Regions from separate parts of the Homo sapiens genome. Here region 1 is linked to region 2. A link is a loop called in an ENCODE intact Hi-C map of the cell type or tissue named here. Cell type or tissue: GM12878. All regions are shown on one strand. Each heading gives the region's core, and the rest is flanking DNA. Links, peaks and the distances in the headings are about the cores only. Region 1 overlaps ATXN1 (ataxin 1). Region 2 overlaps ATXN1 (ataxin 1).

Region 1 (12,518 bases), core at 1,596-9,595, 98 kb after region 2:
ACACACACATACACACACACCCTCCCACTTCTGGCTCCAGAAATTACTTGTTACTTACTATGTGGGAAGGAATTCAAATGCTTTCACTGTTATGTCAGGTCAATCTGTTAAGTGTATTGTAAATTTTTGCCACATCAGTATCCCACTTTGATCACTAATGCCATTTGTATATTAGCTTGTAATACACACTGATCATAAAGCAATAAAACTGCATTTTGCTAAACTTTAAAAATGAAGGCTTTTGCCCAATGACACTGACATCCTCACGCCACCACCTCCCCGCCCCCATTATTCAGAATAAGTGGAGTGTGGAGCATTGGGTTTTCCCTTTCTGGGGAGGAACAAATGAATGAGTAACTAGTGAGGGCATCTTAGGGAGTTCCCCCGCCCACAGACTATGAGGCATCTTGATTTGAAAGGAATACACAATATTGCTGCTGCACCCACACCACACGCACACAAAAACACTTTTAAAGTTGACTTCTTACATAAAAGCCAGCAGTACTCCCTGCTAGAATCTGAAGAAAAGAATATTATTATTACTATTATTATTTTACTGGCAAGGCCTTTCAGGGGGTTATGCTTCATTCAATTGAGCCTAATTGATAAAGCTAACACATGTTTACAGGTAATAAAAATGAAGTACTATCTACATGGAAACAAATCAGGGAGCAGAGGAACCAGTCATTATTCATTCTTTAAACTGTAAAAACTAAAATGTTCTCTAAGCATTATCAAGTCCTAAACAAAAATATAATTTCACAAAGCAAAGACATTCATTTTATCGTTCAATAAATTATTTTAAGAGCAGAAAGCACTGACTTTAGCTTTACTGGTATATTTATTTGTTATCTCTGTTCTTAAAAATGGAATATTTCCAGGGACAAAAAGTATAAGTAATACGTGATTAATATGGTTTCATATATTTTAAAAATATCTGACATTTAAAACAATATCTTAATACCGAATATTCTTAATGAAAAGTTCTGTTTTTTTTGAAAAGTCCTCCATACATACATGTCAATTCACAAAAATGCAAATTCTAAAAATTACTCAAAATGCATTGTCTTTTCGCTTCCTGATACTATATTTTGCAGTGCATGGTGGCAAAGGCAATAAGGTTTTTGGTAATACCTTGTTACACAGATTATTTATAGTCATCCCAAAACATACATAACACAGAGTCTTAAATTTTAAAACCATATCAGATACTAAAATATACAACTTATCCTTCCAGGTCTTTCCTAAAAGGTATACATACACTTCCGAAGTAGTATAAAAAAAAGAGGTCATTTCAAATCTGATAACGCACTGTGAATTAGTGAATTATCTTAACAACACTGTCCTAATTAAGACCAATAAGAAAGCCATCCATCCAATATTCCACGAGACAGCCAGGCTTCCCGTTGTGTAATTATTCACCTCATAGTGGTCCACCTTGAAGGCATGCAACACATTATGCCGAAAAGAGATATTTATATAGAAGGGAATTACTTAGGACATGCGGATGTCCCTAAAATAAAGATTCTTGACCACTCGAGCTACTCAGTATTTCTCTCTAGGCTAGAAACAGAAAAGATTAAATAACATATTCATATGGGAAGTCAATTTTTCCATCAATGAAAAGCAAGAAACCGTAAGAGCATTTCAAGGCAAGATCTTTTAAAGTCCTACAAATATTTAAGTATAACCTCTCTACACTTTTTAAAAATACAGTTTATTTAAAGATATAAGGAAAGTCCATCAAATAAACAAGAAATATTTACTGAGAACCTCCTTTGTGGCCAGGATTATGTTTCTATCTAAGTCCCATGAACTTGGAGCATATTTACAAAATTATTTAACTTTATAAAGTATTTCAATGAATAATGCAGTCTTCCAAAATGTGCATGGGGCTGTAATTCCATCTAGTGTTTACAATGACACTATAAGCCTTGGATGGAATTACAATCTTAATGGGAACAATCAGAGTGCACTACTCCATATGCTCAGAGAATTCAGGATGAACTCAACTTCTAAAATAAAAAGCACCAAGCCATTGGCATGTAATTACAACCAGGAGGCCAAGCTGTCTGCTTGCTAGTATATGAGAAATGCTCAATTGAAAGTACCATCTCACCTTATTGTAGCAAAACCTATTTAATGTATCTGAAAAACCTCTTCCTCTCCAAAATTAAACTTTCGACTTTCGTGATGAGAAAATTTCCACAAGGGTCTACCACATAGAGGTGATATATATCGGGTGATGACAAGATTGTCTGGATGCTACCAATAAAATCTAAGAATCTTCTAATACCACCTACATGCACCTAAACTTAAACTCTGAAAAGTACAATGTATTAAGAAACAGGAAAAAAAATCATGCTCAAGAGCCCTTTGAAATTACTGGCATTTCTTCTAATTTTTGGGGGCTAGTCTGACATTTATTAGCATAAACAAAGCAAAGTGCCTTGTGTCCGCAAGAGGGAAAAAAAAAAACTTTAGAGAGATTAAACTCAGAGTTGTAGAAAAAGTTTAGAAACGGATTTAGAATTTCGCAGGAAAAAGAAAAGACAGTGACACTATGAATCAGCATTTTCGTATAAGCAGCCTGGAATCAAAGAAGAAATACACACACACACACACACACACACACACACACACACACGGAGGATACAGCACCGTGAAGAATGAAGACACAAATGCATACAAATTTAGTCTGTATATTTATATTTAGAATACAAATGGCTTCTACGGTCTTTTTGTGCCTTTATCATACCTAACTTTATCTGGTACTCATAGAGGTCACCAAAGCTGTATAAAATCATAGCAACCAGAAAACTAAAGGAAACAAACACCTCTGGCAGAAATCCTCACCAAACAAAGTATAAGGCATAAAGAAACTATACTTTCATTGGCCACTTTTAACATAGCCATGCTTCTACCTGTGAAGGTATGGGACAATTCCATGAAAACTGAGTTCACGGAGGGCCCTCCTGTGGGTTATGTATCCTGGGTTCCAGCATAACCCCTGGTTGAGAACTTACTATTAACATTAGCTCTTCAATTTATTTTCATGATCCAGGGACTTGTGTATATTGTATCACAGTGGTTACCTAAAATAAAAAGTAACCAGATAGGAGACAGTAAAACAATATTGATGAATTTCCATGAGAATGAGACATATCATTTAGGAGCTTTACTTAAAAACCTTCCTGCTAAACAAACAAAAAAGGACTAATGCGATATCTGTCTCTTGGGGTCTCCCATGCTTATGAATTGAGAAAACACACTTGATATAAGTAAATGAAGAAACAATAGTTGAAACAGCCCTGAAGTGACAGAAAAAATGGAAGTAGGGTTCTAAGCTCAACTCCAGAGGCAAGGTGGTACAGAATACCAGCTGGATGAACAGTTCAAAGCTTCCCTAGTTGAGGGTCTCTACCTCAATGACAGACAAAACTCCTAACTTTGGCTTTCTCCATAGAGCATCAACCAAATTCAGTAATGATGAAGTACCTGCTTAACACTATAGGTTGAATAACTTTTGACAAGCTGTAACATCCTGTTGGTGGAAAATAGCCAGCCTTGCTCAACATAATATTGCAAACCCAAAACAGGGTAATTGTGCAAAGAGAGAATTTTGTGTATGTCCCCTTTCCAGAAAATATTCTGGGTGACATCCAATCTGCTTTTACCCGGCTCACTTATTTACAATTGGGGCTGCCTAAAATGCAATGCCATTCTAAAACTACCAATAAACTATTTTGTGAAATCAAGTTTAGTAACTTGAGATTCTCATTTATGATATCCCTGACAACCACCAAAACCTGATTAGACATCTCTCTCCTTTGTCTAGGTGCTTTACTGAAAAAAAGCATGGAAATAGACTTGGAGATGCATGTGTGTGTATGTGTGTGTGTGGTGTGTATACATGTGTATTGCATGTGTATGTACATATATAGTATGAATATGTGCGCATATGTGTACGTGTATATGCAGATGTGTATATGTGTACTCTGTGTGTGTGTATGTGTGTGTGTGTCCATGTATTTAAACACACTGCTTTTCCTATATGCAGCAGGAATTTCCTATCTGGCATATGAAGACAATACATACTCTTTTGGATGGAGCTGGTGAGTCAGGCAGTGTTTTGGAACTGCAATACTTGAGTCTGCATGACTCATGAGGAAAGCAAGTCTGGGGTCTGGGACTGTTGTATCAAAATGGGAAGGAGTGGGAAAGAAGATGGCTTTTTATAATTTAAATTTTTATTTTTTATATTGTTGTAAGTTTTTACTTTTGAGACAGGGTATCACTCTCTTGCTCAGGCTAGAGCGCAGTGGCATGATCATAGCTCACTACAGCCACAAACTCCTGGGCCCATGGGATCCTCCCACCTCAGCTCCCGAGCAGCTGAGACTACAGGCAAGAGCCACCACACCCAGTCAATTTTTTCTTTTTTTTCCTTCCTTTTTTTTTCTTTTTTTTTTCTTTTTTTTTTTTTTGTAGAGATGGAGTCTCCCTATGTTGCCCAAGCTGCTGTCAAACTCCTGGGCTCAAGGGATCCTCCCACCTTGGCCTAGATTTGTATTTTTAATTGACAAATAATAATTGCATGTAGTTATGGGTTATAATGTGATGTTTTGATATAGCTACATATACTATAAAATGATTATATTAAGCTGATTAATATGTCCATCACCTCACATACTTATTTTTTATAATGAAGACATTTAAAAACGTATTCTTTTAGCAATCTTGACATTTATAATACCTTATTATGAGGGCTAAAAATGAATAATATTAATAATCCTGTACAATGGGTCTCAGAAACTTAGCCCTCTTGTCTAACTGAAACGTCTGTACCGTTTGATCAACCAAAGATGGCTTTTGTTGGCAATTCAATTTTTTTGACAAATTCCTCATTTTTGTCTTCATTTGGAGTTTTTATCCATTACAAGAGAGGAAGATGACACAAGCCAGAATAGAGGAAGATGAAACAAACCACTCAGGATTCTGAAGGGAACACTGGGTTGGGTTTTTTTTAATTTTAATTTTGATGTTTATTATTTGTCTTAGAGACGGGGTCTCACTATGTTGCCCAAGTTGGCCTTGAACTCCTCTGCTCAAGTGACCCTTTGGCTGGGACTGCATGAGCACACCACTGCATCAGGCTCATCCAGTTGAGGTTTTTTAAAATACTGTTTTTGCTCTGATTGGGTAGCCTCAAAGAGGAGGAAGAGAGTCATGATGAGCTTGATTCAGAATCTTCAGCTCTCCACTCTATCAGCAACCTGCCTTCCTTCAAGTCTACTTGGCCCAGTGCTGTTATTCCTCCTCCACTGGCAACTAGATGTGTGAGTGACATTGATTCCTATTACCAGAGGGATTAACTCCAAAGTTCTCTTGAAGGTTTTACAGTTCTTTTCCAGCAGTTCCTCATTCTTCAAAGGTAATTAACCTCTTGATGGGCTTACAGCAGAAGCAGTGTTAGAAGTCCCAACACATTGATGATATGTTATAAACCAGGGGAGAGGATAATTGGAAAATGTATTTCCAGCCTCATTGGAAAATATATTTCCATTTATTGAGAAAAAGTAACTCAAGTGTTTAGGAACATATGAATCACAGAATTGTAGATTGGCAGAGGCCTTAGAAAACCATGCTATTTCGACTTCTACTAATAATGAGAAAACGGAGGTGGAAAGAGGGAGAGTGACCTGCCGAGCCACAGTTACCCAACCAGCACCAATGTAGTCAGTGCTGCCTGGAGCGAGACCTGACCATACTGTGGGGCAGAATCTCCCCTCCAATCCCCTTCATAAAGCACGATGATGCTGTTCAAACACAACCTGTGCCTCCTGTCCTTAGAGCCCCAGATTTCATTTTAGGAGAGGATTACGAAATAATGACTAAGCTCTGAAAACTGAGAATGAGACAAAGGAAGAAAGGGAGATAAGAAGGAAGACAGTAAGAGAGTCAACAAGCAACTTATTGTAGTGTTTGCAATCACTACTTGTGCCTTTCATTACATTTAAATGCATGTCGAAATGACATGATGCAACCACCTTCATGCATTCTGCAGTGAAAAAGATGGTGCCAGGTTGGAATTTCATTGTAAGTGTCGCAGAAATATCCCTTTGGAATCAGGTCCCAAATCATTATTTGCTCCTTTTATCATTGTCATCATCGTGTATCATGGCAAAGCTCCCTGAGGGGAGGAGCTCTGTCTGTCTTGTTCACTATCATATTCCTTACACCTACGGCATCCATGGGACAAGCTAAGTAAAATTTACTGAAAGGCTGAATAAAAACTTCCACATGGAATGAAGAAGAAATATGCATAGTTTGAAAATGCATATGCAGTATTACAGTTTTCTGTAAAGGAAAATGAAAGAAGACCTGTTTAAAATTTAAAACCACATTAAAAGATTGAGAGTTTTTTGTATTTATAAAAAGCTGAGGTATGTTAAAAATGGAAAGCACCTATTAAGCTGTTACTGTCAGTTTCACCTGTTAAGTAGGTACTATTAGTTAAGCCAGCATAGTTCCTGAGTTGCAAAGCATATACAGGCTGAAGTACAATGTCAAGAAAACATGTTAAAGGGTGGTAAATAAATAGCCACTGAGAAGATACTCTGAACAGATAAATAAGAAAAAAGCAAATGTAGTTGAAATAAATGGAAGCTCTAGGCAGTGTGTGGACAGACAGAACAAAAGTGGTCACTGTTTATGCCTTGGCCTGAATGTCTGTGTGCCTCCAAAATTCACATGTCGAATCCTAACTCCCCACGTGATAGTATTAGGGAGTGGAGCCCTTGGGAGGTGCCCTCTTGAATGGAATTAGCACCTTTATCAAAGAACTCCCCCAGGAACTGCTTTGCCTCTTCCACCATGTGAGGATACACAGAGAAGGTGCCATCTGTGAGCCTTAGAACAAGCCTTAGAATAGGCCGGGTGTGGTGGCTCAAGCCTGTAATCCCAGCACTTTGGGAGGCCGAGGCGGGCAGATCACCTGACATCAGGAGTTCGAGACCAGCCTGGCCAATATGGTGAAACCTCATCTCTACTAAAAATACACCGGGCGTGGTGGCACGCACCTGTAGTCCCAGCTACTCAGGAGGCTGAGACAGTAGAATTGCTTGAACCTGGGAGGCGGAGGTTGCAGTGAGCCGAGATCATGCCACTGCACTCCAGCCTGGGCGACTGAGCGAGACTCTGCAAATATGTACTTTATATGATTAATCTATTTGTAACCATTGAAGTAAACATTTTTCTTTGTGCTTTTAAATTCAAACCTCTACCTTAGCAGCCATATCACAGTCACAAATTAACTATATGGCAAGTAATCTGTATGATTACTTTGGGTTCTCAGATGACTTGCTATGTATTTAATGAAGTAAAATTGTAAGTCAAGTCAGATATAGGTAGGTACAATAATATTAACAAATGTAATCAAAAGATTTGTCTATTTTAAAGACTCAAGAAAGACAATTATACCCAATTAACACACACATTCATATGAAGGGTACAAATACCTAATTTTTGGAAAACATTTCATATAATTTTGGCCATTGTAAATATATAAATAATAATAAGAAGAAGACCACTACCGCCACCACCAACAACAAAAACAATAGCAACCACTTTCTAAAACATGAAGGCTAAGGAATAAGCAGTGTGCTGGGCACTTTACCTGTATTCCATTGTGTTCTTACAGGTACATTCCATGTTCTATATTTTCACTTTAGAGATGTGGAAACTGAAGCTCAGGCTAAGTAATGGGCCCAAGATCTCAAATTGGCAGATCTGGGTTCAAAACCTTAGTCAGAACGAGCCCAGACCTCCCATACAGGCAGAGGTCTTTGCAGATGGGAAGATATGGATAGATAAGCTTTCTCCTCTACTTAAGCTCAGTGTATCTGTACACTGAGTAGCCATGTAGCATAATGGTGGAGTGCATGGGCTCTGGAGCCAAAGCTCTAAGTTCAGATTTCAGCTCCGCCACTCACTAGTGCATGCCCTAACTTCTCTGTGCCTCTCAGTGGCCTCAGCTCTGAAGATGAGAATCGTAATAGTACCAGAAGAACTGATATCTACCTACTAACAGGGCCACTGTGAGGATTAAATGAGTTACTACACATACAGCACAAAGAACATCAGAGATGTGAGCAAATGTTTAGTATCCTTTGAAATACTAAAAAGAGCACTGAATTTGAAGTCCAGTGGTCTCCGCCATTGATCTACTGTATGAGCTTAGGCAAGTCCCTCAAGCTTCCTGAGCTCCACTGTCCTCATCTGTAAAAATGGGATACCAGCGGCCTTGCTTCCTTTCCAGAACATCACAAGAAACAAGCAATGGAAGACAAGGTATGTGAAAGGGCTTTGGAAGCTAAAAAGTGCTATATATACCATGTACATGTGAATTATCGTCATCAACTTTCAGCCTCTCAAAGCCAAAGAGGTCAATCTCTATTCCATTCTCTCCTGCCTGAGAATTTAATACTAAGCATCAGTTCCAAAACCTGGACACTGAACTGCTAATCATAACAGAACACATGTCCAGTCACCCAGGACTTGATCAAACAGAACTCTATTAACTACCTCCTTCTGCACACCCACCGTGAGAACATAATTGATGCTCATCATGGCCCTAAAGCACTCCAAGACTCTGAAGTACCTTCAGGGAAAGATTAAATTATGTTCAGCCTAGTTTATTATGAAGTGTATTTAATTATACTCAAATTCTTTGAAAATTGGTGACCTAGGAAAAGCACAGAGAGTAAGTCACAGGCTCTCTGGTAACTGGAAGCCTCTCCTCACCAGTCCACCCCCAGTCACCCTTCACAGAGTTAATTGTAAAAAATACAGTCCACCCTAGGGTAGGAAAAACTGGGATTCCGACACACTAATTATAAAAGTCAAAAGAACTTGGCCTTGCCTAATCTTCAAGGATCACTAATGTGCAGAAATACAAAAGTCAAAACTTGAAACAATGAAAAATTTAATCTACCTAAGATGCCTACATGTTTCAAATAGACTTTTGTTCTTGCTAAGAATGAATTCAATTGTTTGAACAAAAAATAACACAAATATATCACTATCCGATTATCAGTACTCAAAAATATAAAAACAGAGGAGTAAGTTAGTATTATGCTCCTGAGAAGAGGAAATTAACATTTAGTTTACTGGGTAAGTTTTGTCACTTCTTTTTTTTTTTTCTTTTTTTTTTTTTTTTAAGAGACGGAGTCTCGCTCTGTCGCCAGGCTGGAGTGCAGTGGTGTGATCTTGGCTCACTGCAAGCTCCGCCGCCTCCTGGTTCTAGCAACTCTCCTGCCTCAGCCTCCCAAGTAGCTGGGATTACAGGTGTGTGCCACCACGCCCAGCTAATTTTTTGTATTTTAGTGGAGGTGGGGTTTCACCATGTTGCCCAGGCTCGTCACAATTGTCCCTTCTTTAAAAGAAATTATGTCTATGTTAATGAGGAACGTAACAAAATAATGAAAGGCTAAACCGTATTATGGTTGTAAAAGCACAGTTATTTACTTTGTTTAAATTATTTCAACACTGTAGATTATGTTATCTTTTCCGATTAGAAACTGGGAAACACACGTCAGCCTTAAGGACTACATTTCAGAGCTGAGAGAGAAACAAGTGGTCGTCTACAATAACCTTCTATCCAACTCACATCTCCTCTCTGGAGAATTCCTGATAAGAGGGTCCTACTACCTCTGTTTGAACATCTCCAGTGACAGAGGTTTCACTGCTAAATCAATCAGCTTGTTCCATTTTTAGACAGTCCTGATTGCCAGAATGTTCCTCCTCAAGTGGAGTCGAACTCTCCCTAGGGTTAACTTCCCTCCTGTTCTTAGTTCTTGGTTGCGTACTCTACCACCACTTCAGTAAGTGATTTCACTTCCTGTCAGGCCCTTTGCTAGCCTCACTCATTTTATCAGTTAGGTAATGACTGGCTTCTATTCACAATTGTCACTGTTATTCTGTGAACCACAGTGACCATTCTTCACAACCACCTACCACCCACTGAAGTGGTGGCTCTTGGGCACCATGGCTCTTGGGGACCATGGCTCTATGGAGACTATGATGGGCATGGTCCTAAGGCCATTATGGGATATTTTGGACTTTACTGGGGTCCTGCCATCACATACACTGTTTCTCTGAGAAACTTAGACTTACAATCTTTCTGAAAAGGATACATTATAAATTAGTATTTCTACTTTTGGGAAAAATCTGTTTCATGAGAAACAAGGCGTAATTTATCACTCTGTCTTTTAAGCAGTCTTATGAGCCAAGTCAGTGTTTTGATGCATGCATAAAAATTCCATAGCTCCTCCTCCTGCAGTAGAAGCAGAAGTAGCAGAGCTGGCAAACCTGTAGTATCCAGATGACTACCTCTGTTTCCTGGAATAACAGAAGCTGAAGATGAACAGGTCATCATCTCCCAGGTACCACCCAAGTACCCAAGCAAGCCCACCAGGTGTGTGGGACAATTCTAGAGCCCTGGGCCCAGCCTAGGACGGAGACAGCTTCTGAAGTTCTTAGTCTACATCTAACAGGCCTGTCTTTCCTCCTTGCTGTGGTTAACACTGAAGTTCTAGAAAATGTCCTATTAGTACCTTCATCTTGAGAGGTGAATGATTTAAGAAGAGAAGTGACTGTATTTATTTTTATTTTACCCAATGTCCATTTGGGCAGTTACTAAACTTAAAAATGCAGCCTGGGCAATGGAATGAGACCCTGTCTTTACAAAAAATAAATTAAAAACAAAAAATAAGTGTGGTCGCACAAGTCTGTAGTCCTAGCTACTCAGCAGGCTGAGGCGGGAGGATCACTGGAGCCCAGGAGTTCGACACTACAGTGAGCTATGATGGCACCACTACCCTCTGGCCTGGGCAACAGAGTGAGACTCTGTTTCTCTCTCTATATATACAAATAAATAAATGAATAAATAAATAAATAAAATGTAATATGATAACATATAAATATCACGTATACCGACAGTCCTTACTTTATATATTAATGTCTTATTTAACCCTGGACAGCTCTCCTGGGCTCTCTTAGCCTTCACCACTCAGAACATGGCTATGAATGCCTCAGGCCACACTGGCTAGGTGGAGAGAGCTAGGAATGAGAATTAATGTATATGATTCAGCTTAGTGATTTTATCAGATTGATTATCTGGTTTCTCTTAAGTTTACAGATATAGGCAAATATGAAAGGAGATTGAAGACATGACAACCAAGACAAGTAGATAGGACAGAGGCTGTGGCATCGAGAAGAATTATGAGCTTTTGAGGCATCAGGACGCTACTATGTCGAGGTAATAACTTCACAGAAATGACAATAAGTCTCCAAGAAAAAAAGTTAAATTATATTCACTATATAGTAGCACTCTACTTAGGAAGGGAGGAAATTTTATAATACATTTTACAATGATTTCTGCCGGAAAATGTTGAGTTTTCTCCCCTTTCTAACAATGTCAGCATTAATGCATTTAAATAATATTCTGAGTAAATATACTATCTGGAAGCAGTTATTTCAGGAGTCTACAAAATTAAATATTTAAATCTTTACTAGAGAAATATGGAAGTAAGAACAAAAGTGAATAATCATTGAGGAACTCTTAAGAATTACGGTTTTGCATTCTCTGTGTAGAGAGGAACCTATGATGGGAAAAAATAAATTTCCTTTTTGACCTACTGGTTAGTGCTGTCATAAAGCCCCTCCAGCTTAGGCGACCTGAGAGAATTTTTAAAACCCTCTTTTCAGAATAGTGGAAAAGGTTTTCTCCCCTTCTCATTTCCAAGAGAAAGGTAGTGTTGACCCTAAAAGCTAAGAGAGGAAAAGACTAGATGTGTGTTGTGGAATCCTTTCTCGACTCTTCTTTCTCTAATATTCTTGCTATATAAACATGGTAGTTCCATCAGTAAGAGTTTTAAGGAAGCGTTGGCGAGGCTTGCTCACTCTTTGGGACACCACACTGTCACAATGAGTAGCACCAACACCACCACGTTACAGTGGAAACGCCACAGTGGAGCTAGTAACAGAGTGTTAGTATTAGCGGGATGAATACACCTGCTGGTGCAATTTAGGTGAATTTCCATAACAGAACATATATTAGTTAATTTTGCTTTAGATTATGAATTGGGAAAATTCCTTAGCATATTATTAGCATATTATCATATCAGCATAACAACAAGTATTAAGGACACAAAAATTCTAATTACAAGTAAGTTTTTGCCACCAAACTTATAATTTCCACTTCTTCAACTATCTGTTTGCTTTTTTACCCTTGGACTTGTCTAAGACTCTACTCAGGCCTTCTCTTCCCTTCAAATCCCAGTTAAGGAGACGCCATTTAGAATATAGCTGTTGATTCATCTTTTTAACAGCACTCTTTTTTTTTTGGTACAAAAATCTCTAGGGCTTTTCTTCTTTCCACTTAAATCCTTTTTCCCACCCAGTGCTCTCTGAAGAGCTAAGGCTAACTTTTTCCTTTTCTAAAGATCTTTTTTTTC
Region 2 (12,518 bases), core at 1,612-9,611:
CAAATCACTATCACCTCATTTTTCCCAGAGGGTTATGTCACCTAGTCTTAAAATTACTATTATTTGTTTTGGATTTGACTGTACTTTGATTTTAATTCCCAAGCTCAAGTGAAACCGACATGTTCATATTTCAACTGAGTGTAAGTTGGTGGTTATTTTAGTAAATTAAAAATGCTAAGTAATCCCAAATCCAGATGCCAAAACACTAAGCAGAAACCTAAAATCCACGTCCTGCCTAAGCGGCTAAATTTCATTAGAAACAAGTCAGATGATAACATCAAAAGGCATATATGAATTCCAAAGTAAAGATATGAAAATGAAGAGAGGAATTTCGATATCTAATACAGCCATGTCTTAAAAAATTCTTAAACATGTTTACCTGTTCACAAAGTCTACATACTAATACAGATCTTAGAATCACTGCAACACAAAATGGATATGAGCATATCAAGAAATCAACAAAATTATGTATGGGTCCCACAATAACTCTCCTTTTGTATATGTGTAGGCATTTATTTGCACTATTTTTGTTATGCCTCTGCCTTTGCATATGACACTCCCTTTGATTAACATGCTTTGCCTCTCCTTGCCATTTAGAAAATTCCTACTCATTTTTCAGCTGGACACAGTGGCTCATGCCTGTAAATCCAGCACTTTGGGGGGCCAAGGCGGGAGGATCACCTGAGGTCAGGAGTTCGAGACCAGCCTGGCCAACATGGTGAAACCCCATCTATACTAAAAAAAAAAACTAGCCAGGCATGGTGGTGGGCGCCTGTAATCCCAGTGACCCGGGAGGCTGAGGCAGGAGAATCGCTTGAACCTGGGAGGCAGAGGTTGCAGTAAGCTGAGATCGTGCCATTGCACTACAGCCTGGGCATCAACAGCGGAACTCTGTCTAAAAAAAAAAAAAAAGAAAATTCCTACTCATTTTTCAAGGCCAACCTTGAGCTTAAATAGCTTAAATTCCATTGTGATGTCATCCTCATCTATCCCCTAATGTTTTCTGGAAATCTAAGCAGAATAGATTCTGCCTCACCTACGTTTCCTAGCTCAGTGATGGCATCAACATCACTCTGACGTCTTCCTCTCCCAAATTATGCCCCATATTCAACCATGCAGCCATACTCCTCAACTCCCTCCGCTCCTCTCCGGCACCACCCTGGCTCATCTGGACTCTTTCCCTGGCCCCCTAACACGTCTCCCCGCGTCCACCCTGCCACCCTACTACCTTCCTTGGCTCCTGCCTAAGGCATTGCAGTGGCTTTCCATTTCTAAACATGGCCCCCAAAACCTGCATTCTCTTCCAACTTGCACTACAGCATGGCTGGCTTACTTTCAATTCCTTAAAAGGACCTTGCTTTCCCAGGCCTTAAAGCCTTTGCACATGACTTCCTCCTTGCTAAGACTTCTCCTCAAATCACCCACCCCTTCTATCAAATGACCTTGTATTCTTTTCTCCTTCAGCTCTCAGCTCAGTCCTCTTCTCAAGGGAGACTTCCTCAGCCAGGTCACCACCTCCTAGGACACACTTGTATAGAATGACCCTCCCTGGTTATAGTAGTCATTTTGTAACTTTTACATTTTTTGGTTGATTCATTGATTAATGCTTGTTTTCCCCCACGAATCAATAAACTCCAGAAAGGGAGAACTGTGTCCACTCTCACCCCTCCTTTCATCTTTGGGATTCAATGGAAAGCTTTGCACATTATGGGCACTCAATAAAATCTTCTGAGTGAATAAATGAGCCAAAGAAGGAGGGAAGGAGGAAGGGAGGGAGGAAGGTAGGAAGAAAGGAAGGTCATCCCTTAATCATACTGATTTAATTAGTGTTGATTGGATTCATCTGTAAATCGTTTTCCAGCACACAGAGTATGACATCTACATTCCTTTGGGTAACATGCAAGGCTCCTTGAGCTCTGACCCCAGCCAGCCGGGTCTCTCCTCCTGCTGCACTTGACCCTCAGCACCTCCAAGTCCCTCCCTGTAGCTCCCTGACCCCATCTTGTTTCCCTCATCTCCACACCCTTCTCTCTTCTGTTCCCCCCACACATCATCTTTTCAAACTCACTCAGTCTTCAAGTCTCAGGGCTGGGGACGCTTCTCTGTGAAAAACTCCCTGACACCTTCTGGGAAGTGGGGGCCCTTTTCTCTCATTTTTCTACAACCCCTGTACCTATCCCTATTAAAGCAATTATCATATTTTCCTGTACTTGTTCCTTAACCAAGTCCATCTCTCCCACCACAACCTAAGTCCCTTAAAGGCAAGAAAGAGGTATCCCCTCATCATAGTACCCCAGAGTTTCGTACAGCAGCGTGGCACATAAATTAACAACAACAAAAAAAAGAAATGTGTGTATATACACGCACACATATATATTATATAATCTACATTTATATATTATATATACATACTTATATATTATATATACATCACACACATACACACACGTTTCATACTGCAAAGTTCCAGAGCTGGGCATCTGAAATATACGATTAATAGAGAATGTTATTATTAAATGTGGTAAGGCATAATGATTACAAATTCATCTGTGAAACGGGCTAATAACACCTACCTCACAGGGTTGTTACGAGAGTTAACTAAGCTACATAAGTAAAATGTTTAGCACAGAGCTCAGTATACTGGAAGCACTCCATAAATATTAATTGTACAGCCATTATCACTATCAGTATTGTTAGGGCAACTAAGCTGAATTTACAACTTATGGGTAAAATGTAACAGTTTTATTTGCCAGTATCTTTCATATTAAAGCATTAATTAGCATTAGCATCTGTGTAAGAACATAAAATGCCTAGAAAGGAGCTCAGAAAATTAAGGATAAAGAAGAGTCTTATCCGTTGCAACTGAAGGACTAATGATTGTTTCGGTAATCTGTGATATATGTGTGAAGGAAGCAAAGCATCAACAACAAAGCATTTCTGTACAAAAATTATCTATGAAGTCTAAATGACAGAAACTACACATATCGCCATTCAAGTGCTGTAAACATTGAGCTGACGTAATTATAAATACTTACTGTAAGCTATTTCTTTTGCTAAAAAAAAAATTAGAGATGCATATTCATCCACTTCTGTTAATTACTGGACAGAGTAATGTGACTTCATAAATAAATACTAAGGATTTGACTAATGAATATGCCATAAAATGTCTGAATTAATAGCAAGCACATTTCATATGTGGTCTATTAGATGCTATTCTAATTTAGAATTGCAGAAATTTAATGAAATAGACTGCAAACAGGAAAATACAGGCAAGACTATTTTGCAATGCACTTTGGAAAAAAAATAAGAATGAATTGTTTACAAATGCTACCAGTACATAGTTGAACAGAATGAACTGGTAATAGTTATTTTACGAAGCAAACTCATAATTCTGCCCTATGTTGCTTTTCTCTTGCATATTGGCCAAATTTAAATAATGCATATTAGAGTTTTATATATTAAGTCCTACTGAAATATAAAGTACTATCATTATTGCATTTTGAGATTTCTATTCTCAATTCACATTTATCACTGATAAAAGATAAAACCCCAAAGCAAATCATTTTTCTGATTGAGGCTTTTCCTCAGAGATACTAGAGTTGTAGGGGAAGTATAAAAATACTAAATTCATAACATTCTTTTTTTTTTTTCTTTGAGACAAGTTCTCACTCTGTTTCCCAGGTTGGAGTGCAGTGGTGTGATGACAGCTCACTTCAGCCTCAACCTCTCGGGCTCAGGTGGTCCTCTCACCTCAGCCTCCTGGGTAGCTGGGACTACAGGCACACGCCACCATGCCTGGCTAATTTTTTAATTTTTTTTTTTTTTTGAAACATAGTTTCACTCCTGTTGCCCAGGCTGGAGTGCAATGGCGCAATCTCCACTCACCATAACCTCCGCCTTCCAGGTTCAAGCAATTATCCTGCCTCAGCCTCCTGAGTAGCTGGGATTACAGGCATGCACCACCACGTCCAGCTAATTTTGTATTTTTAGTAGAGATGGGGTTTCTCCATGTTGGCCAGGATGGTCTCGACCAGCATGTGGTCTCCCAAAGTGCTGTGATTACAGGCGTGAGCCACTGCGCCCAACTATTTTTTTAATTTTTTAGTAGAGACAGGGTCTTGCTATGTCGCCCAGGCTGGACTCAAACTACTGGTCTCCAGCAATCTTCCCACCTAGGCCTCCCAAAGAACTGGGACTACAGGTGTGAGCCACAGTGCCCAGCTGTAACCTATTCATTTACCATGAGACTATTAAACTCCTTTTAAATTGAATTATAATTCTATTCCATGGCCACAGCTATTGACCAGTTTACCCTAAGTATATGGTTCTTTGCAACATAATTAAAATGAGAAGGTAGAATAGACAAAACCAAAAAAGTCTTAATTTGATCATTTTTATTTAAATTTACTATTAATTTCATTACCATGATGCTTATGTTTGCGTCATAACATCTGATGGAATCTTAGTAATATAAGGCAAAATTCTTTGTTCATTATGCTGGTCCTTCAATCAGGGATGTCCTCATTCATTCAAGCATTGCTCTTCCTTTAAGATTCAGCTCGATGTCACTTCCTTTGTGACATGCTCCCATACATATTGTATTTTCCCTGCCGTGTAATGATCTGTCTCCCTTTCTAGACTATGAGCTCCTTAGGGGCCCCAGCGAGGTCTCTGTATTTTTCATAACAAACTGCACAATTCTTTGCACAGAATATACTCTCAGTAAACACTGGTTTGATGTGTGGGTGAATACACACACTTTGATACTCTTATGACTATGGTGAAAAGGCCACTAATTGTGATTTCAACTTAAAGGTTAAAGCCAAAAAAAATCCATTTTTTAGTGAAATGAAACTCTTAGCGTTTTCACTTCCAGATGCATCAGCATTACATAAAAGATGTTGAAACTATTTTAAAAAATAGTCATGCTGCGCATTTTCCTGTCTGAGAATTAGACTGAAAATACCAAATTCCCCAGGGGCCCCTGGGTGTTCTAAAGACAAATGTTCAGTTAGCTATTGATTCCATGCACTCATTTAATGGAAATCCGGAGTAAGACTCAACCTCCCCACCACCAGCCTGTCACTCATTATTCTGCTCAGCTGTTTCAGAATAAGCGACGACTCCCGGGAGAGCTCTGCCCCCCTCCCAGTACTGGCCAGCACTTCAGTGATGATGAATCCGAGCAGCAGAGAATTTCAGTACTCAAAGCAGCAGAACATCAGTCCCAACTTACATTTTCCACTTCCATTGTCATTCTTATTCCTATATGGGCTTATTTCTCACATATCCACCTTTGATTTTTCAAGATCGAACCTTTGAAAAGGTGAGGGCCTGGCTGCCTAACATATTACATCATCACGCATATGCCGGACTCCTGCCTCACTCAGAAGACCACGTGTTGCTCAGAAAAGAAAGGTGGGCACCAAAAGAACAGGTTTCTCATAATATCCTACCCAGGCCCACAGTTAGACGTATTAGTCACTGTTGGGACAATGAATATGGGTTTTCCAAGAGGTGATCAAGCCTTTACTTGATGGATTTTCTTTTCTCCACGCCCCAAGATTTTCTAGGCTTTTGGTAGGAAGCACTATACAGAAAGCACCCACGTCTCCTAGCTGATTCTGTGTCTGGAGTTGGTTCCTTCTGGTGGGTTCGTGGTCTCGCTGACTTCAAGAATGGAGCCGCTAACCTTTGCGGTGACTGTTACAGCTCTTAAAGATGGCACAGACCCAAAAGACTGAACAGCAGCAAGATTTATCATAAAGAGTGAAAGAACAAAGCTTCCACAGCTGGAAAAGAATCTGAGCAGGTTGCACTGGTGGCTGGTGCGGGTGGGGGTGGGGGGTTGGGGGGGGCAGCTTTTATTCCATTATTTTTCCCGTCCATGTCCTGTTTCTGTCCTATCAGAACGCCCTTTTCTCAATCCTCCCCATGATTGGTTACTTTTAGAACCCTGCTGATTGGTCCATTTTACAAAGTACTGATTGGTGCATTTTACAAATCTCTTGCTAGCTACAGAGCACTGACTGGTGCATTTTTACAGAGCACTGATTGGTGCATTTTACAAACCTCTTGCTAGCTACAGAGCACTGACTGCTGCATTTTATAATACCCTTGGAAGACAGAAAAGTTCTCCAAGTCCCCACTCGACCCAGGAAGTCCAGCTGGCTTCACCTCTCAATTCCACTCAGTAGTTACTGTCAGCCTCCCCCTAAAACCTCCACCACTCAAGGAGCGACACTGTCAGAAGCAGACCTTCTAATTACTCCTGTGTGATCTCAAGCCCCCTCCCTGGGGACTATGGAAAGAGAATGTTAGGAAATAGAGATGGAAAAAACAAGCCATAATTCTGACATGCTATCACTTTAAAAATATTTCTATCATGCAATGTTTGTAACCCACAAAAGAATGCACTAACATGTACGTAACCTGTGAAGCATAAGAATAAAATGAACAGGCATACACCGACCACCCTATTTGAGAACTAGACATTTAGGGGTATTTTGATCCATCTACCTATTTGCTATTTCCCTAAGCCATCCTCCTGCCTTCTCTCCAGGGGTAACCACTATCTTAAATTTTCTATCTATCACTCTCTAAAATACATAGTTTAATTGTGCTTGATTTTAAACTTTATAATACTATCATACTGTATATAGTCTTTTGTGACTAGTTTTTTTCACACAATATTGTTTCTAAGATTTAGCCATGTTGTTACAGGTAGCTACTATAGTTCCTTCATATTCACTGCTGTATAATATTCCATTCTGTGAAGCAAAAAATTATATATATGTATGTATGTACGTGTATATGTGTGTGTGCATATATATATATATATATATATAAAGGTTCTCAATAGACTAATATATATATATATTAGTCTGGAGAGATAGAAGCTAATACATATATTAGTCCAATTATTATACATATTAGTCTAATTATTATATATTAGACTAATATATGTCTATAGAGATAGAAGCTAATATACATATTAGTCAAATTATACATATTAGTTCAATTATTATATATTAGACTAATATATATTAGTCTACAGGGATAGAAGCTAATATATATTAGTCTAATTAATATATATATTAGTCTAATTGTCATATATTAGACTAATATATATATATATGTCTGTTGACGACCTTTAAAATTTTTTCAGCTTCGTTTTTTTTTCTATTAGAAACAATGCTGTGTCCATTAGGAACAATACCCATCAGCATAAGTTTCCCTGGGTTATTGCCTAGGAATGGGTCTATGAATATTCACTGTTAAACAATAGTGCCAAATTGCTTTCCCAAATGACTATATCAACCTACACTCCCACCAGCAGTGCACCCCACCATTTTTTAAAACTGATAAATCATTTCAGAATCAAGAAAGAGATCTATTTGTGCTGAAGTTGGTGTTACAGGCTCAAATTCCTTTTTTTCCTTTTTTTTTTTTTATTTATTTATTTTTTGAGACGGAGTCTCATTCTGTCGCCAGGCTGGAGTGCAGTGGCACGATCTCGGCTCACTACAGCCTCCACCTCCTGGGTTCAAGTGATTCTCCTGCCTCAGCCTCCCGAGTATCTGGGACTACAGGTGCGCACCACCACCCCCACCTAATTTTTGTATTTTTAGAAGAGACGAGGTTTCACTATGTTGGCCAGGACGGTCTGGATCTCTTGACCTCGTGATCCGCCTGCCTCGGCCTCCCAAAGTGCTGGGATTACAGGCGTGAGCCACCGTGCCCAGCCTACAGGCTCAAATTCTAAATATCCATAAAGAAATAAGCATCCTGTCCCTGTCTCTCACATTGGTGAGTTTATACTTTGTTCAGCACTAAGCATAACAAACGAGAGTTACTTCGTAAGATGACGGTTACTTTACCACCTTCAAACATGGCATTAACTAATGACTTAGATTGGACTGAGGGTTAATAATTTGAAGACTCCCCATGACCTTCTTTCCTAGTCATTCAATTCTTAAGCAAGGTGGATACCAAAAGTGTCCAAAAATGCCCTAGCGTACATGAAGTGCCAGGGGCCAAAACCACCCACTTAGAACAGGAAATCATGTACAAATATAAGTACCTCAAGCTTGTGAAATTGAGAGACTTCTTTATTTCCTTCACTATTAGAAGCAGAGGAAGAGAGGGCTGATTAGATGGGGGGAAGGCTTAGCTTTTATTTTAAAATAGCAAAATCGAAAAACTTTGTAATTAGATTTTGCCAGACTTAGGCTTAAAGGAAAATGATTCTTTCCTCTCCAAAAGAATAAGGTCAGAGCCTAAGACTCCCAAACCTTTGGTCCTGGCTCAAAGGGTGAGCTACGAATCGGCCCGTTCTTCATCATCCTCCTACATATACCTATAGATCTGTCTGGGCATGAGTACAGAATTGGCAAATACAGGGTATGAGAAGAGACAACGATAAAACGGACAGAATGTGGTACTGTTCAAATGTTAAGAAGTGTCAGGAAAGCACCACAGCTGACGCTGAAGTTAATCTGGAGGGGAACTAATTTACCTTCTTTAACACAAGTGGAGATGAGGGCAACAGTCTGTGAAACACAGTCAGTGTGTTCTTTCTCCATTATGGTCTCTTTCTTACTGGTTAACTACAAAAAGCAAGGAAATGGCTGAAAGGCAGGCAGTGAGGGGAGAGGGAGGAATGAGAGACTTTCACCTGTACGAAGGATGTCTCTGGAAAACGGAATGTTGACAGAGAGTAAACAAGCAACATATGCTATTAATGCCTGTTAAGTCACCTTTTTGAGATTTTTTGGTGACTATCAGTGAAGTCTTATGCCTCTTATTAAATTCTCACACTGTTTTAATTAAGTAGGGCCTTATTTTAATCACAGTGGTGGTGCCTTCTCGTTTTAAGCTAGTGAGCTGGAACCCAGCCAGGCAGTGTTAAACAGGAGCGAGAGACTTTCCTTCTTCGTCAAGGAAGCTTTTGCAGCCCCGTTATTTTGTTTTTTTATTTTTCAGAGACTGAATCTAGCTCTGTCACCCAGGCTGTGCAATGGCACGATCATAGCTCACTGCAGCCTCTAACTCCTGGGCTCAAGCAATCCTCCTGCCTCAGCCTCCAGAGGAGCTGGGACTACAGATGCACGCCTCCATGCTTGGCTAATTTTTACTTATTTTTTGTAAAGACGAGGTCTCTATCTTGCCAAAGCTGATCTTGAACTCCTGGCCTCAAGCAATCCTCTCATCTTGGCCTCCCAAAGTGCTGGATAACAGGTGTGGCCACCGTGCCCAGCCTCAGACCTCCTTTTCTCCCCTATCCAAAGCCTGGTAAACAAAGTGAGCTGATTTGCATATCTAAAATCGGGTGCTGGATGCCTGCAAATATGATAGGGAAATATGTATTTGGAACCTCAGGTGAAACCCCAGCAAAAACATTAAAATCATCACATTTGAAGGAGCCCTTTGTAATGCTGATATGTAAAGATCCCATTAAAACACAGCCATTCTCCACAACTACAAAAATCTTTGATTTAAAAATGACTTTGGATTCCTATGTCACGTTAAAAGTGTGTTGGGCATTTTATCCAGTGACTTAGATTATCCTTTCAGGAGAAATACTGTACTTCATTGTAAGTCCTTAATGAGGGACCAATTAGTCCTTCCCCTCCACTTCAAATTCCTCTGGGAAATGAGGTCAGAATCCACTTCCCACCCAAAGCACCTCATGGAGGCTGCATCAAATACTACAGCAGCATTTGTCAAAGGGGAGCCCTTTCCAAAGGCAAGATGGGTAGAAGGAGAAATCTTCATCAAGGGCTATGCCTTCCACCGACAGGCACAGAGCACAAAGAAGCTCAGCATTTACTATAAGATCTTGCACAGGAGCTGTTCAAACAAGCTGAAGCACACACCCACGAATTTCATCTCAGCGACTCTCTCTTTTACCTGCTGCCACAGGGACAGCCTTCCTGCTCCCTGATTGGGTGTCTCGCTGGCTGTGCACTCACCTGCAGGGCGCAGGGTGTCCCACCTGCATCCCCCTCCTGCTCCATCTGCATCATGCACTCAGAGGGGAGTGCCACTGCTCTGGGTCACCAGCCTGCTCTGGCTCTGCCGCAGCCTCCCAGGGGATTGAGCTCCTACTCCTTCCACTAGAAGCATGGTGAGCAAATTAGAGGTTATAAACACCTCCGGTGGAAGGAGGAGAATTCCTTTGGGCTTTGTAAGGGAACCTCGTCAGCCGCAAGAATCTCCGGGGTATAAGACATAGGTACATGCTCACCCTTGCCCCTTGGCCCTGTTGGGCATATGTGGACCACACCTTTTTCTGCCCACAATTATGGCAGAAATGCCCATCCAGGAAAATGCTGCTTCACATGTTCGAAGAATGCCTCACATGGTTGAGAATACTGCTGGTCCTCAACAAGCAGCATAAATCTATTTTTTTTTTTTTTTTGAGACAGAGTCTTGCTCTGTCACCCAGGCTGGAGTGCAGTGGCGCAATCTTGGCTCACTGCAGCCTCTACCTCTCAGATTCTAGCGATTCTCCTGCCTCTGCCTCCCCAGTAGCTGGGCTTCCAGGCACATGCCACCACACTTGGCTATTTTTTTGTATTTTCAGTCGAGACGGGGTTTCACCATGTTGGTTAGGCTGATCTCAAACTCCCGACCTCAGGTGATCCACCCGCCTCGGCCTCCCAAGGTGCTGGGATTTGCAGGCGTGAGCCACCATGCCTGGCCTAAAACTATTCTTGATGTAAGGAGAAACATATTCCTAAATGCTAAAGGCAGTGCTGCCAAATCCATGGCTCCCAGCATAGGCTAAAGTTTTATTAGGAGACCAGGAGTGCACACATCTCTGGCCAGGGACAGCAAAGAAAGGCAGCTGAGTCCTACAACACTGCTGGAAGGAGAAGCCAACAGTCTAGGATTTAAAAAAAAAAAGAAGCTGAGTCTGCCATTAAGAATGAAGTAAATTGCTAACACAGATTTTTAATGTTCTTACACACACACAAAATGATAAACTGGTGAGGTGATGAATATATTAACTAGCTTGATTGAATCTTGTTATAATGTATGCATTATAAAAACATCACACTGTACCCCATAAATATACATAATTATTGCCTATAAATATAAAAAGTTAAAACAAAAAATTAAAGAAATAAATGGTGAAGACATTTTTTAAAAAATGAATGATGCTTTCATGCATGCTACATAGCTTGTCACAACCTGCCGGAACGGGTTGCCAATGTGACATGCTTTTAAGATCACAGCCCTCCAGCAACACATTGATACCTGAAACTCCATAATTAAGAGTTATTTCCTTTTGTTTAAAGATGTTTTCTCTTTTGAAATTTCAGTATAATATGCTACTTTGGAAGTGGTATATCCAGATCTCCAAAATATATGCATATGCATATTTTAAAATCAAAGCCGAGTATTGATCCTAACTTTACCACTTTCCAGCTCTGTCACTTTGAGGAAATTATTTACTGGCTTGACCCTCAAGTTCATCCGCTGTAAAAGGAGTCACTAACGCTTGTCTCAGAAGGTTGTTACGTATATAAAACTACGCGGCCCAGACCACACCCACAGCAGCCACTCGGACACTGGTTTTCCCCTCTCTTTCTACACAGCAGGTCATAAGAAGTAAGGACAACTCAAGGATGCTGGCTTCCTGGTGTGGAATGATAAGGCGGCCAGCAAGCTGGAGTGGGGGTGGCAGGAGAAAAGGACACCTGGGCCCCATGACAGAACCTGTTTCACAAATGTGGTGAGGGGAGCTCTGCTCCAGTGCACAAAAAGGCTGCAGGCTGACACCATTTTGCAGTGTTCACTGGCAAGGCTGCTGACATAGAAACTGGCCTCCGTCAAAAAGTCACACCTCTCCTTTTCCTGGCTTGGTGTCCAGCTGAAAAGAGGAGGGGTTCATGTGCATCTGGACAGCTTTACCCCAAGGGCACCTGCAAGGTAGTAGGAGCAGATGAGGCTATGGCCAGATGACAGGGGGACATGCCAGCAGAAGGAACTAATGCAGCTTCCAACTTGCTGGTGCCCAGCCAGACCCCACTGATTTGGAGACTTTCCTGCCAACTTGCCAAAAACTGATCTGACACCCAATGGTGTCACCAAAGATGTTTTCTTTTCCTATGCATCAGTACCTCCACACCCAGGGATCAGTCTTCCTTCACCTCACTCTAAAGGGCCAGCCATCATTGCCTTCCAAGGTATGAACCAAGAAATGTCACCACTCACTCAGGTGAACAGGCCACAGAGGACTAAAAGTGCTGGCCCTATAGCAGCCTCATGCAAAAACAGATTTGTGCACTGAGAAGACTTTTGAAATTTGAAAGGCCGCTACTAAGAAGATAAACCCTCCAAAGATTTCCTTCTATCATTGTTATTCATTAAAAAAAAAACAAGCTTAGGCCGGGCATGGTGGCTCACACCTGTAATCCCAGCATTTTGGGAGGCTGAGGCGAGCGGATCATGAGGTCAGAAGATCGAAACCATCCTGGCCAACATGCTGAAACCTTGTCTCTACTAAA

Evidence for each region. A loop is a pair of places that touch in the nucleus more often than their neighbours do. Peaks named below come from ENCODE experiments on the same cell type or tissue, not always from the same donor. Only the 100,000 strongest peaks of a DNase experiment are listed, where the experiment ranks them.
Region 1: a loop joins it to region 2, with 2.9 times the contacts of the local background. A loop is called at or near these places in 4 of 110 quality-filtered maps.

What each region holds. Positions count from the first base shown.
Region 1 is chr6:16,685,049-16,697,566 of GRCh38, forward strand. The region is part of intron 2 of ATXN1 (ataxin 1); the gene reads right to left. Among named protein-coding and RNA genes, the nearest start is that of ATXN1-AS1, 70 kb to the right of the region's middle. In GM12878, for the core only: no CTCF peak of the experiment used is centred there; a DNase peak (open chromatin) is centred at 5,681; H3K4me3 peaks cover 470 bases; H3K27ac peaks cover 1,328 bases.
Region 2 is chr6:16,587,034-16,599,551 of GRCh38, forward strand. The region is part of intron 3 of ATXN1 (ataxin 1); the gene reads right to left. Among named protein-coding and RNA genes, the nearest start is that of ATXN1-AS1, 170 kb to the right of the region's middle. In GM12878, for the core only: no CTCF peak of the experiment used is centred there; a DNase peak (open chromatin) is centred at 4,948; H3K4me3 peaks cover 657 bases; H3K27ac peaks cover 1,819 bases.